Regions from separate parts of the Mus musculus genome. Here region 1 is linked to region 2. The links are chromatin contacts, found by Hi-C or POLR2A ChIA-PET in ENCODE. All regions are on one chromosome and are shown on one strand. Each heading gives the region's core, a stretch centred on a gene start or an enhancer-like site at or near the end of the contact. The rest is flanking DNA. Distances are from core to core; before and after follow the strand shown.

Region 1 (5,816 bases), core at 2,999-5,498, 510 kb after region 2:
GATGGCTTTTCCAGACCGGCAAAGGTCTGGAAACACAAAGTTCAAAACAGGTAGCTACAGGATACCTTGACAGACAGTTCTTCAAGTTTAAAGGTAGTGCTCTGAGAAGAGTCATAATCTGGGGCTTTAGTAAAGTATGCCAGCTCCTGAGTTAGCAAAGGTTTGCTCCCAGGCCCCCATTCTAAAAACAGGCTAGCCCTTCTTTATTTAGGACTTTCCTAAGGTTTCACATACAAATGGAATCTCAACTAGTTTTCATTATCTGCATTAGCGTCCTATTATACAATGATTTACTTTGCCAGTGACTGACAGTACTGTTATCCATGATATTTTCTGTATTGGTTCCTTTTGGCACTTGTATTAGTTCATCTTCAATAAATGCTACAAAACCAAATCACTTTAAGAGTCCACATTTGTCAGCTCCTTCACCCAACAGAAGCTATTCTAGCACGTGGGGTTGTGGGAGTGAGTTGGGTGAATGGAAACAAACACAAAAGCAGAGGCAGGAGGCCATGCAGTTCTGTCTTACTGGGGTCCTCCACAGACCCCTCTCCTCCACCATGCATACAGAGCGTGCTGCTCACCTCTCTTCATCCGCCGGGCCACCATGTTTCTTAGAGTGAGGATTAAAATGAGGTCCTGCACTGGTACAGCCTATTTACCAGAAACCAGCAGTCAGATTATGAAGTAAACCCCTATATGTAACAACACAGGCATTCTTACAACCTCCAACATAGCAAACACTGACCTGGTATGTGCTGGGGCGATAAAAACAGGCAGCAGCGCCCTGGTGTAAGTAGCTGCACTGTATAGCCTTACATTCTCAGGCTACCTTTTTTTCCTAGACTGTCACATTTTTCTTTTTGTTTGCTTTTGAGTTTTGAGACAGTGTCTCACTACTACAGCTCAGGATATCTGCGACCTATGACCCTCCCACCTTAGCCTTAGGGCCATGGCAGTGTCAGGACAGCATGCCTGGCTCTTGTTCCTTCCTTGTAACTGGAACAGATGTGATCTTTAATGGCACTTCTAAAGTTAAAGTCCCACATTTAAAGACCTTGGCTTTTAAGAAGGGAGCATACTTCATGATAAAAATACTTATCTTTCTAGACCATGTGCCACCAAACAGCTCACCTGTCTAGCTTTTACTTGGGGCAGGCAGACTGTTAGATGGCTTGTTCCCAAGGGCCAGGGCTGGTGTCCTCAACTCCAGGAGGTGTACCACACTACTCATGTGGGCTAAGGGATGCCAGTCACAAGGCACAGCTCAACAATGCAGCAAGTCCTTTTATATGCAGGACTTCCAGTGTTTACTCAGACCAAGAAAATAGGAACTGGGCAGGATTCTGGAAGGAGCTTAACAAATCAAAGCTACCAGGCCAGAGGCAACTCGGGGTAACTTTAGTAATTATCAAATGGGTCAAACCCAATCCTAAGTAACTGTAGAACAAATTATGGCACATAGCACACAGGTTGATGGTACATGCCTTTAACACAGCACACACAAGACTAAATTCCAGGCCACCGTGGGCTATGTGGAGAAGGGAAGAAGGCAGGGGAGAAGGAGAGGAAAGGAAAAGGCTCTCGCAACATGGATGAGGCTCTTAAATGACGGTAAGCAAATTCAGATCATTACTCCAATATGGTAAAAGTTCACTAACTGCAATTTAAGCCACTACTTTTTACTGACTTGATTCTAATCCCAAATAGAGAAAATAAATCTTACTTAAGCATTTATATTGAATCTTCAGTTTTTGTCACTTCTGTCCCGCTATGCCTCTCATGCTAAGGCATGGTTGTCCTTAGACACTCTGCCTAATGCATCCATCCTCAACGCCCAGCTCCAAACACCCAAATAAGCACCCAATAAACACCCAGAATAAGCAAGGTGCTGCTTAATTATAATTACAATGAAGAAAAATCACCTTCTTTACCTTCCCACACTTAAGGAAGCAAGCAATACTTGATACTAAATAAAATACTTTTGTGGCTACTTTCCAAGGTTGACCTAAGTGGTCATTTTAACTTTATCTAAAAGAAAAAGAAAACAAACGAGATAGTTTTAAATGGTTAGTAATTGGGTCCTGACTCAGTTCCTTTCCATCACTGGTCACTAGCCAGCCTAGGACCTACCTTGTGTATTGTCCCCATACTGATGGACGTGGAACCCATGCTGGCCTTCAGTTAATCCTGTAATTTGTCCTGACAACACAACTGGTTCACCGCTTGCCTTGATTTAAAAAAATACAAAAATGAAGACATCAAGTTTGAGTGTAAATACTCCTGCACCAGGGCTGTTGCTGGGTTACACCCTAACCAAGCACAGTAAAAAGCTCAAGTCAAAACACACAACAGTGAAAATCAAACCTATGTTCAGATCCAAGTAGACCCACTTCCTACAGGGTGGCTCTGGAGACGCTCAGCTCTAGGCCTCTCTCTCCCTGTCACACTTCTCCTAACACTTGCTGCCAGATGCCATGTGTGCAGGCACCTGGACTGAACAGCATTTAGAAAGCACCAGGTGGAACAAACAGGGGCTACTGAATGCCAGGCCTGGGGAAGAGATGGCTACTGCACTGTCAGACTTGACTCTTACAGAACACTGGCTGCCGAGAACCCTGTTCTCCACATTCAGTGATTTTATCAGTTCCCCTATTTTTATTTAGTGGTCAGAAAATGCCTTTGTCCTACTGCCTGTGGAGATCCATTTGGGTCTAACCAGAGCTACCTTAAAAAAAAAATCTCATTAGCTATCCAAATCTAGAAAATTTGCCACTTAACAAAAAAGAAAAGAACACCCAAAATTCAAATTAGTACTGCTCCAGAAAGTGTAGCAATAGGGAGAAAATGTAAGAGCAACCGACCAACAAGCAAGGACAATCATTTTTTAGGTTTTTTTTTTTTTAAATGTCCAACTTTTGCAACAGAATAAGGGAATATGAACTTTGGGTAGAAAAATCTGATTCTGAAAAGTTGGCAACAGGTTAAATCAACCAGCTTTGATTACAACTGCCAATCTGGAATGCTTAACTATCGTTTCATTGGGTACAAAGGGCACCAGCGATGTGTAGTTTGCAGCGTCACAAAAATAGTGCGAGCTGCTCTGGCATGGCATGGTGGAAGATGACAGAAACCCACACACAGGGGTAAGACCCAGCCGAACTTCGTCTTTCTCACAGTGAATTACGTGGGGAGGAGAAAAAGACAAAAACAAAAAACTTCCACAGGAAAACAACAAAACGCATTTCAATGCCAAGAAACTGCTGGAAACGAGGCTAGTTACGAAAAACTCTAAATTGCCGTTATCAGTTCTCGTCGTAAACCAAACACTTGGGATTCACTATGGTGTCTGCCTTCTCACACGTATGTCCACCACTTCAGAGAGCACATAACGCTCATTTATCAAATATTCTCTCGGGATTAAGGTGAATACAACAACGGTAACCTCCCTAAGGCTCTGGACACAACCTTACCACACACATCTTCCCTGTGACGCATGTGTTTTTGCAGGGTCACAGTATTTTCGAAAATATCTCTATGTACTTTTCCAAAATGTGCTCAGAAACTCGCTGTGGTAGAAAAAACCCACAGCCGGGTCTCTCTCTGGAGTGCAAAGCAAGGGACGGCTGTCCAAGGCCATCTCTTTCTTTCCGCCTTGCGACACGACCCTGACCTAGTACAGAACAGCCCAGGACTTTGCTTTAAAGTGCCGCAAACGCGTCCTGCGGCCTTAGTCCGGTCTGGCACCACCGGGTTCAAATATTCTTACAACAATCGCAGCCGGTGGCCACGGGGCTCTGAGCCTGTGGGACACGGACACCGGAAAAGCAGCAGCCCCAGAAGGATAACGGATGCCAAGCCGGCTCTCCCGGGCAGGCCCAGCCGCTCCGGGGCGCGGGGAGGCCCCCGCCCGCCCGGAAGGCCCCGCGGCGCCCCGGGCCTCGCTTCCCGGCGCCCAGCCCCTGCCCCAGGCCACGGTGACTCAGCACTTAGCGGGCTCAGGCCGTGGCGGGGGCGTGGCGTGCTCCCGCACAGGTGCGCCGCGTCACCGCGGCCTGCGCCCCGCGCCCCGGGCCTTGCCTTCTGCTCGAAGTGGATGGTTCCCTGCACCGGACCGTCGCCCTTCAGCACGCACACCGCTTTCATCGCCATGCTTCCCCGGGAGACGCGCGGCGGCCTCCTCCGGAGGGACCAGAGAGAGCAAGACGAGAAGCCGACGGACGGAAGGCGCCGCAGGAAAGGACCGCGCAAAAAAACGAGGCCCTGGCGCCACGGAGCTTTTATAGGCCTGAGTCTGACCACGCCCACCTTGGCACGGAACCAATCGCTACCCGCGGCCTCCGCCCGCCCTTCGTGGAGCTCCCTGGCCGCGGGGCACGCTGGGGGCGGGGCGGAGGGTAGCTCCGGCTCCTGGAGCGTGCGGACTGAGAAAGTTCCCGAGGAGCCTGAGCGGGGAAAGTCGCTATTGTCTTCTAACTGTGACGTCGGCCGAGTCGCCGCGGAAACCGAGAACACGAGGCCCGCGTGCGCGCCTGGAAGGTCTGAACCCACTGTGTCTGGAAATGCGGATTGTCACTGACTTTGCACAGCGCGCCTCGGTTGCAGTGTGAAAGTTGAGATGCGCCAAGATGGATGCCCAGTGTCATTTCCAGCTTTATTTTCTCATGATGTCTAAAATGTGTAAAGCCCATGTTCTATCTCTAGACACACCCCCGTTTCTTACTTATTTTTTACTTCTTTTATTTTTGTTACTAGAGCTGGAGATTAGACAGTCCCCACCCCCCACCCCGCCCCCTGCATGACAGACAAGTGCTCTGCCAGTTAAGACACACACACACACACACACACACACACACACACGCAAAACACAAGAAAATCAAGAGGAAGGAAGACCAACGTGTGGATACTTCATTCCTCCTTAAAATAACGAACAAAATACCCATGGACGGAGTTACAGAGACACAGTTTGGAGCTGAGACAAAAGGATGGACCATCCAGAGACTGCCCCACCTGGAGATCCGTGCCATAATCAGCCACCAAATGCAGACACTATTGCGTATGCCAGCAAGATTTTGCTGAAAGGACCCTGATATAGCTGTCTCGTGTAAGGCTTTGCCAGTGCCTGGCAAATACAGAAGTGGATGTTCACAGTCATCTATTGGATGGAACACAGGGCCCCTAATGGAGGAGCTAGAGAAAGTACCCAAGGAGCTGAAGGGGTCTACAACCCTATAGGTGGAACAACAATATGAACTACCCAGTACCTCCGGAGCTCGTGTTTCTAGCTGCATATGTAGCAGAAGATGGCCAACTCGACAATCACTGGGAGGAGAGGCCCTTGGTCTTGCAAATTTATATGCCTCAGTACAGTGGAATGCCAGGGCCAAGAAGTGGGAGTGGGTGGGGAGGGGAGCAGGGGGGCGTGGTATAGGGGACTCCCCAGATAGCATTTGAAATGTAAATGAAGAAAATAATAAAAATTTGAAAAAAAAAAAGACACACATACCTTTTTAAAAATATCACACTGTGTACCTTTGGCTCTCATGGAACTCATTGTGTAGAACAGACAGGCTGACCTTGAACTCACAGAGATCTCCCTGGCCTCTGCCTCTCAGTTGCTGGGGTTAGAGGGGTTCTTTTTTAATTTTTGAGATAGGGACTAAACTTGAATTTAAGATCCTCCTGCCTCAGCATCCCTAGTAACTAGGATTGCTTGTCTGCCCCACCATTCCCAGCTGGTGTTACTTGCTGAGTAAAAATCTGTATTCTCTTCCCTGTGTGAAGTGGTTCTCGGACACGCCGTGCATTCCACTGGC
Region 2 (6,302 bases), core at 2,984-5,483:
AACCCCATCTTAGAAAAAAGAAAGAAAGAAAAGAAAGAAAGAAAGAAAGAAAGAAGAGAAGAGAAGAGAAGAGAAGAGAAGAGAAGAGAAGAGAAGAGAAGAGAAGAGAAGAGAAGAGAAGAGAAGAGAAGAGAAGAGAAGAGAAGAGAAGAGACTCCTCACAGCACCATAGCATTTTGGGTTGGATCTTGGAACAGGAGACAAGGATGTTGTTAGTGCCAAATCCGAGGAAGTCCATGTTACAGGATTTTTGATCACACTGTGAACCCCAAGATTGGGAATTGGAGAAACCTGTTTCTTGTTGTGGTGCGGCTCAGCCCTAGCACCACCTTTCACCCAAGAGCTTCCTGTAAACAAGAGTTAAATAAAGTCAACGACAGGAAGTGAACACAGGAAAACCCAGGGAGGAGAAAAGAGGGTCTTTGGATTGAAGGGTGTTTAGGAGAGTGTGGAGGAGAGCTTTTTCCTTCTGGGACTCAGTGGAATAGGAAGGGCAGCTGGGTGCTTTCTCTGCTTCTCTGAGCCAGCAGGCTTTCACCACAGCCTCTGGCTCCCGAGACTTCATTTGGTAACTCGAACGTTTGGGATTTTTGTTTTAAAAACAACAGTCCAGAAAAATTTATATTTGGTTGATGAGTGGCATTTTGCCAATGTTAATATCTGGGTTTTATTGAAGCGGGAAACTCTTGGCTCCATTTAGAACCTTTCTGTAAGGAACAGAACTTAAAAAAAAAAAACTTTCATGTGACTTGGAATAATTTCATGCCTGTGTGACCCTGTTTTTGTTAGGGAATTGGTTCTTCTCATAAAGTGTTGCTTGTTTGGAGAGCATGAGAACCGGACTTCAACCACAGGACCCATGTTCATTTAGTGCTGCCTGGGTTTTGTTTTTTAAACATGGGTTGAGGCTCAAACTGCTTCTCATCCCATTCTTGTATGGCAAGAACTTTGATGACTGATCTATTTTCCAAGTCCAGGTCAGGTGGGGTGTAGGGAAGAACTTTACATCTTTGTGTAGGTATTTTAAACTGAGTTATTATAGATAAAATATTATGATATATGTAGATATTATAGGTATATATTGTGGATGTTATAGTTATTATAGATAAGAGTTATTGCAGATTATAGGTCTTCTCCTTCCTTCCTTTCTAACTGAACATAACTTAAGTAAGTTTGAAGTTTTCCCTTTTGTCTATTGGATTACTAATTGCTAAGGCAAAGTTATTGGTGTGACAATAGTCTTAAGAACAGGGGTTGGGAGGGGCAAATTAAACATCTTCTCCCACCTTTTGGCATTAGGAAAAACTAATACTCCTGTGAAGGTCGATGCTTTGAGATAACAGTGACCTGTTTACCTCTAAGACCTTGGCTGCCAGCATTGTTTCTTTCCCTTTAAAATCATAAGCAAGGTCTGGACGGCGACATTGTTCTTTTCTAGGTGTTTCTGTGAGGTAAGGGGGCTACTTTCTTAGAAGGGGGTGTGTGCTCTCAATATTTAACAGTCCAGGCTCTCTTCCTCTGCTAGTTGCTTTGAGCCCCGTGGACCTCAGGCTGTTCATTTCAGAATGAAATAGACTGATGAGAACGTGTGGGTTTCTCAGCTCCACTCTGTTGCAGTTTTGCTGGAAACTACGTGTTCTGCCTACTTTTTAAAGATTTATTTATTTACTTATTTATTTATTATCATGCATACAGTGTTCTGCCTTGCATGTATGCCTTGCATGGCAGGAGAGGGCACCAGATTGCATTACAGATGGTTGTGAGCCACCATAAGGTTGCTGGGAATTGAACTCAGGACCTTTGGAAGAGCATCCAGTGCTCTTAACCGCTGAGCCATCTCTCCAGCTCCCCGCTACTTGTTTTTAACATTCACGAGATCCAAGGTTCAGTTGGGGACTGGGAAATCATGATTCCACTCATTAAATGAAAGAGAGAAGAAACACTATTTAAAGAATATCCCGACTCTGAGGACTTTTAAGAAGTTGAGACACATTCCTCAGTTTCTTCTGGAATACAGATATGTCAGCCCATCTGACTTCTGCTTATCCCTTAGTGTGTTATATCCCCTAAGAAGGGATCTAACAGTGGGTGGCAAGTCCCTGGGGGCTGAGGGGACAGTGTATCCTTCTCCTGGTGCTGGTTGGTCAGGGAAGGCAGACTTGGGTACCATTTGGATCCTAGACACATGCACACATCTAAATGGTCTTTGAATAGCTGCAATCAAACCTGCCAGCTAGGGAAGTAAGCCACCAGCTTCCGGGACCTGCAATCACATCTTATTGTCACTGTGGTGTGCAAGCGTTAGGCAGTGCAAGCAATTAGGATCAGCCTGTGAGCGTGATCAGCGGTTGTTAGCTTCCCGTTTCCCTCAGCTGCCTGTGTGGTTCTGCACATCCATAACTCGGGCTGGTGTGATGTCTCAGAGGTCAGAGGCGCTCGGTAGCAAGGCCAAGTTCAATCCTCAGGAAGAAAACAAGAGGCTTCAAGTTGTCCTCTGACCTCCAGCATGTTCATGTTCCCCCTTAAATACATGCAAATAAAAATGAACCCACAATCTGTTCAGGAAGATGCTCAAGGCCTCATCCATTCATTTCTCCTCCTGCTTCCTCTATCTGTCCTTTCTCCTGTCTTTTCCTTCCCCTCCCTTCCCACCACACCTAGTTCAGCAAAACAAAACATTGGTTCTAGAGTGTTTGGCAACGTCTGCTATTTCCTGCATCCACTGGGGATCTTGGAACTTTAAAGGAAATTTCCAGGAAAGAAGAAGAGACTACAATGGCTAGCTGGAGGATCAGAGCATCAGTGATGTGGAGAGGTTGGAAGTTCAAAGCCCAGTAATTTGGGGTTACCTTGAGTCCCCTCCGTGGTCATTTACTCCCCTCCCTTGTATGTGGCCATATCCTTCTGACTATTAGTTAAATACTTTAATGTGTACAAACAGATTCCCCAGCTTATAACCAAAATGCTAAGAGTATGGCCAGGTAGCATCAGGGTCTACAGCAGGGTCCCACTGCTTTGCTGTAATCTGCCTATTGGTGTACCTTCCAGTGTATTTGCAAAGTCTGTTGGTTTATGGTATTCTTTGCTCCGTTCCGTCTTGGCACACCTCAAGCAGGACCACAGGATTCCTGGCGGTTAAAGGTCGATACGCCTCAGGGACTTGTTGAAATAGGTTCCAAAAGGAGTCATTTCTTTGCCTCTGGGCTGGGCTGTTATCCTAGCATGTGGGAGGCTGAAGCAGGAGGATCACTGTGGGTGAGCTACATAATGAATTCCTGGGCAGCCTGGACAAAAAAAAAAAAAAAAAGATTCAAAAAACAGAAAGTCAAAATCATATTCAGAGAAGGCAAAATAGCCTTTCTAGTTTCCAGCCTGGTACCACCTCGGTCAGGTCAACGACTTAGGATTTGAAACTTTTTGCTAGTGGCCAGAGATACGAAAATAGGTGGTAAGTGTGATGTAGTTTAGTGAAGCGAACTGGGTAGTGTGACTGGGGGGGGGGGGGGGGGGGAGGGGGATATGGTGGTCTTTGCGTGTTGTTTCTTACTGATGCATCCAGGCTGTTCGTGGTGGCGCGCCTTCCCTCTAGCCTGTGGTCTTTGAAATCAAAAGCTGACTTTCTTTAGACTGACCGTCCTTCCCGCCCTGGAGTAGGGTGAACCATACTCTGACCCAGACACACGCCCACTCTGTAGCCACAGCGATGCTGTCCCCTCCAGCTTCTCATATTTTTTCCTTGCAGTGCTAGTCTCAGTAACGCTGGGTCCTTGAGGCAGGGGGCGTCTTTGGCTCGCCACAGACCCCTGTTTTTTTCTAGATGTAGGAAAGCGGGTCTCCGGGAGCAGACGGGCTAGAATCAGAGATGTGACTTGCAGTACACCGCTTGGAATTCCTGGGTCCACTTTCGGCTCCGTGAAGATGGGTCTGCTTACCCAGCACGGGCATGCCCGCTAACAGTGTGGAGGAACTAGGTGAGCTGCTACTCATTTAATTCGAAGCCTTCAACTTTCTCAGCAGCGGCGGAAGGAGCTGAAATGCCCGCAGATAGCACCCCAGCACCCCAGTTCACCAGCTTTCGCTCAGGAAGACCGCAGGACGCAAGCGCAGTGAGCGCGGCTCGCGCGCCGGTCAGATGGCGAGCATGCGCCTTCGATGCAGTCGGGCCCTTCTTCAGGTCCCACCCCTTCGGGCGGTGCCCCGCCTCTTGCACCTTGCGCATGCGCAGAGGTATTATTCCCGTGAGGTTCCGGGGCGCGGCAAATTCGTATGTCATGGCTGCTTCCTGGTCTCTGGGATGTTCCTTGACCGCTTGTGGTTAAAACCGCCTGGCTATGTCGAGCGAGTCCCCCCTGCTGGAGAAGCGTCTGTCGGAAGACTCGAGCCGCTACCTGCGGCTGCAGAAGTGGGCAAACATGTCGAGCGCAGACGCGTTAGGGCTAGAGAAGGAACGGCCTGAGGAGAAGGCGGCCGCGGCGGAGAACCCGCTGGTGTTCCTTTGTGCCCGCTGTCGCCGGCCACTGGGCGACTCGCTCACCTGGGTGGCCAGCCAGGAGGACACCAACTGCATCCTGTTGCGCAGTCAGTTCGGGCCGCCCTCCTGCGTCGGGGTTTCCTGGGGCTGCGGGGGCTGGGGTGGGGACGAGAGCTGTCCCAGCAAACCGCAGGAGAGGCGTCCCTGTGGGTGGCTCACGAGTGACAAGTTTTTTCCTGGGTCTTCCATGCCCCCCAAGGGCAGCGGTTGAGCGTCATCCTGACGTTTTAGGAAGGTGCTTCCTTCAGGGGAGTGTTTTCACATCTGACGGACTCTGTCAGCTGCTTTGGGGACTTAGCTTAGTGTCCTTGGGCAGTCTGTTCAACTGCTTGTGCCTCAAGTTTCTCGTCTCCAAAACGAGGGATAATGATGGGATAACGGGGACGATTAAATAAGTGTATGGTATATGGCCACAGAGTAGGCGATGTCTTTACTGGGTGAGTCCCAATGCTCTTCGCTGGGTCATTTTGTTTATCTCTTAACCCCACTGGTTTTCAGAAAAGGATGTGAAGTAATCCTTGTTCCACCTCTTCTCCCAGAAGGCCCCCATCCCTTTAGTGCTGAACCACGGGAGTACCCCACTTCCCACCAGTCTTTGGGCTCTTTTTTTCCCCTAGTCCTCTAAAATACAAGTTAAAGTTGAGTTAAAAGTTCCTGTCTGCAGGTGTGTAACAACAAACCACACTAACAAAGTGTTGCGACTCTCTTTCCAGGCGTCTCCTGTAACGTCTCTGTGGATAAGGAACCGAAACTGTCCAAGTGCAGAGATGAAGACGGTTGGTAAGTAAGATATTTATGTGAATATGTGAGAGAAAATTTTATTTTATTTATTTATTTTTGGTTTTTCGAGACAGGGTTTCTCTGTATAGCCCTGCCTGTCCTGGAACTCACTTTGTAGACCAGGCTGGCCTCGAACTCAGAAATCAGCCTGCCTCTGCCTCCCGAGTGCTGGGATTAAAGGCGTGCGCCACCACGCCCGGCTGAAAACTTTAATTTTAAGGAAAAATCTTCTACCGACCGTTCTGTGAGATTGCTTGAGATATAACTTTTCATGGTAATTGAATGCATTGAAAAGAAGAAAGGATCCATTATTTGATGGTGATAGCCCCTTAAGATCGGAAAGTGGGAGTTTCTAAGATTCTGAAAGTGTATTTAACACTGATTTTTAGGGCTCTGAGTTTGGTGCCAAAGAAAATGGAAAGTAAAGCAGAAAATATCTATCTTAAAATCTCCAAGTTGAAAGTGTCCTATTCCTGTCCCAGTGCTGCCTGTCTCTTCCTTGTACTGGCAGACAGAAAATACTAATACAGAGCCCACACCCACAGCTGACTGGGCTACGCAGACAGGCCATCTGTGGCTGTAAGTCACTAGTCCCAGGTTCCATGTGCTGGGGCCGAGGGGACAGATAACTTGTCACGGCTGACTACTAACTAGTGTTGGCAAGTGCTGTCCTCAGCAGACTGAGTAGAAAGCTCTGCCTTTTATGTTTGCTACCCCAGAGAGGAGCCGTGTCTTGCTGAGGTGTAGAAACTAGTTCAGGTAGTACCTCAATCAGAGAATCAAGAGGTGGGACTGACTTGAAGGTTTTAATAATGGTTTTAGTAATATTCGAATATAAGTGTTATAGAAACTGGCAGGGAAATTGCATTGACATTGATAAAGATGATATGGGTGTGACAGATTATGTTGTTGGCAAGTAGCTGATTTCAAGCTTGGAAATCTCAATTTCATATATTTTTAAATTTATTATTTTCTATGTATGAGTATTTTG

Evidence for each region. Hi-C counts contacts between places; a loop is a spot of excess contacts on that map. ChIA-PET counts read pairs that join two places held with the same protein, here RNA polymerase II (POLR2A).
Region 1: a map of heart shows a loop between it and region 2 (2.5-fold over the local background). The contact joins the promoter of Sod1 here to the promoter of Mis18a in region 2. A Hi-C loop is called at or near these places in 1 of 37 maps with a recorded cell type or tissue (heart). POLR2A ChIA-PET finds 5 or more read pairs at or near these places in 1 of 5 experiments (Patski).

What each region holds. Positions count from the first base shown.
Region 1 is chr16:90,219,194-90,225,009 of GRCm38, reverse strand. It overlaps Sod1 (superoxide dismutase 1, soluble), which reads right to left and starts at 4,248. Exons shown (of 5, transcript NM_011434.2): 1 at 4,081-4,248; 2 at 2,134-2,230; 3 at 585-654. The coding sequence starts at 4,152.
Region 2 is chr16:90,725,302-90,731,603 of GRCm38, reverse strand. It overlaps Mis18a (MIS18 kinetochore protein A), which reads left to right and starts at 4,233. Exons shown (of 5, transcript NM_025642.1): 1 at 4,233-4,578; 2 at 5,245-5,311. The coding sequence starts at 4,332. Gm17518 (a long non-coding RNA gene) reads right to left here and starts at 4,184. Exons shown (of 2, transcript XR_876238.3): 1 at 3,933-4,184; 2 at 1,644-3,284.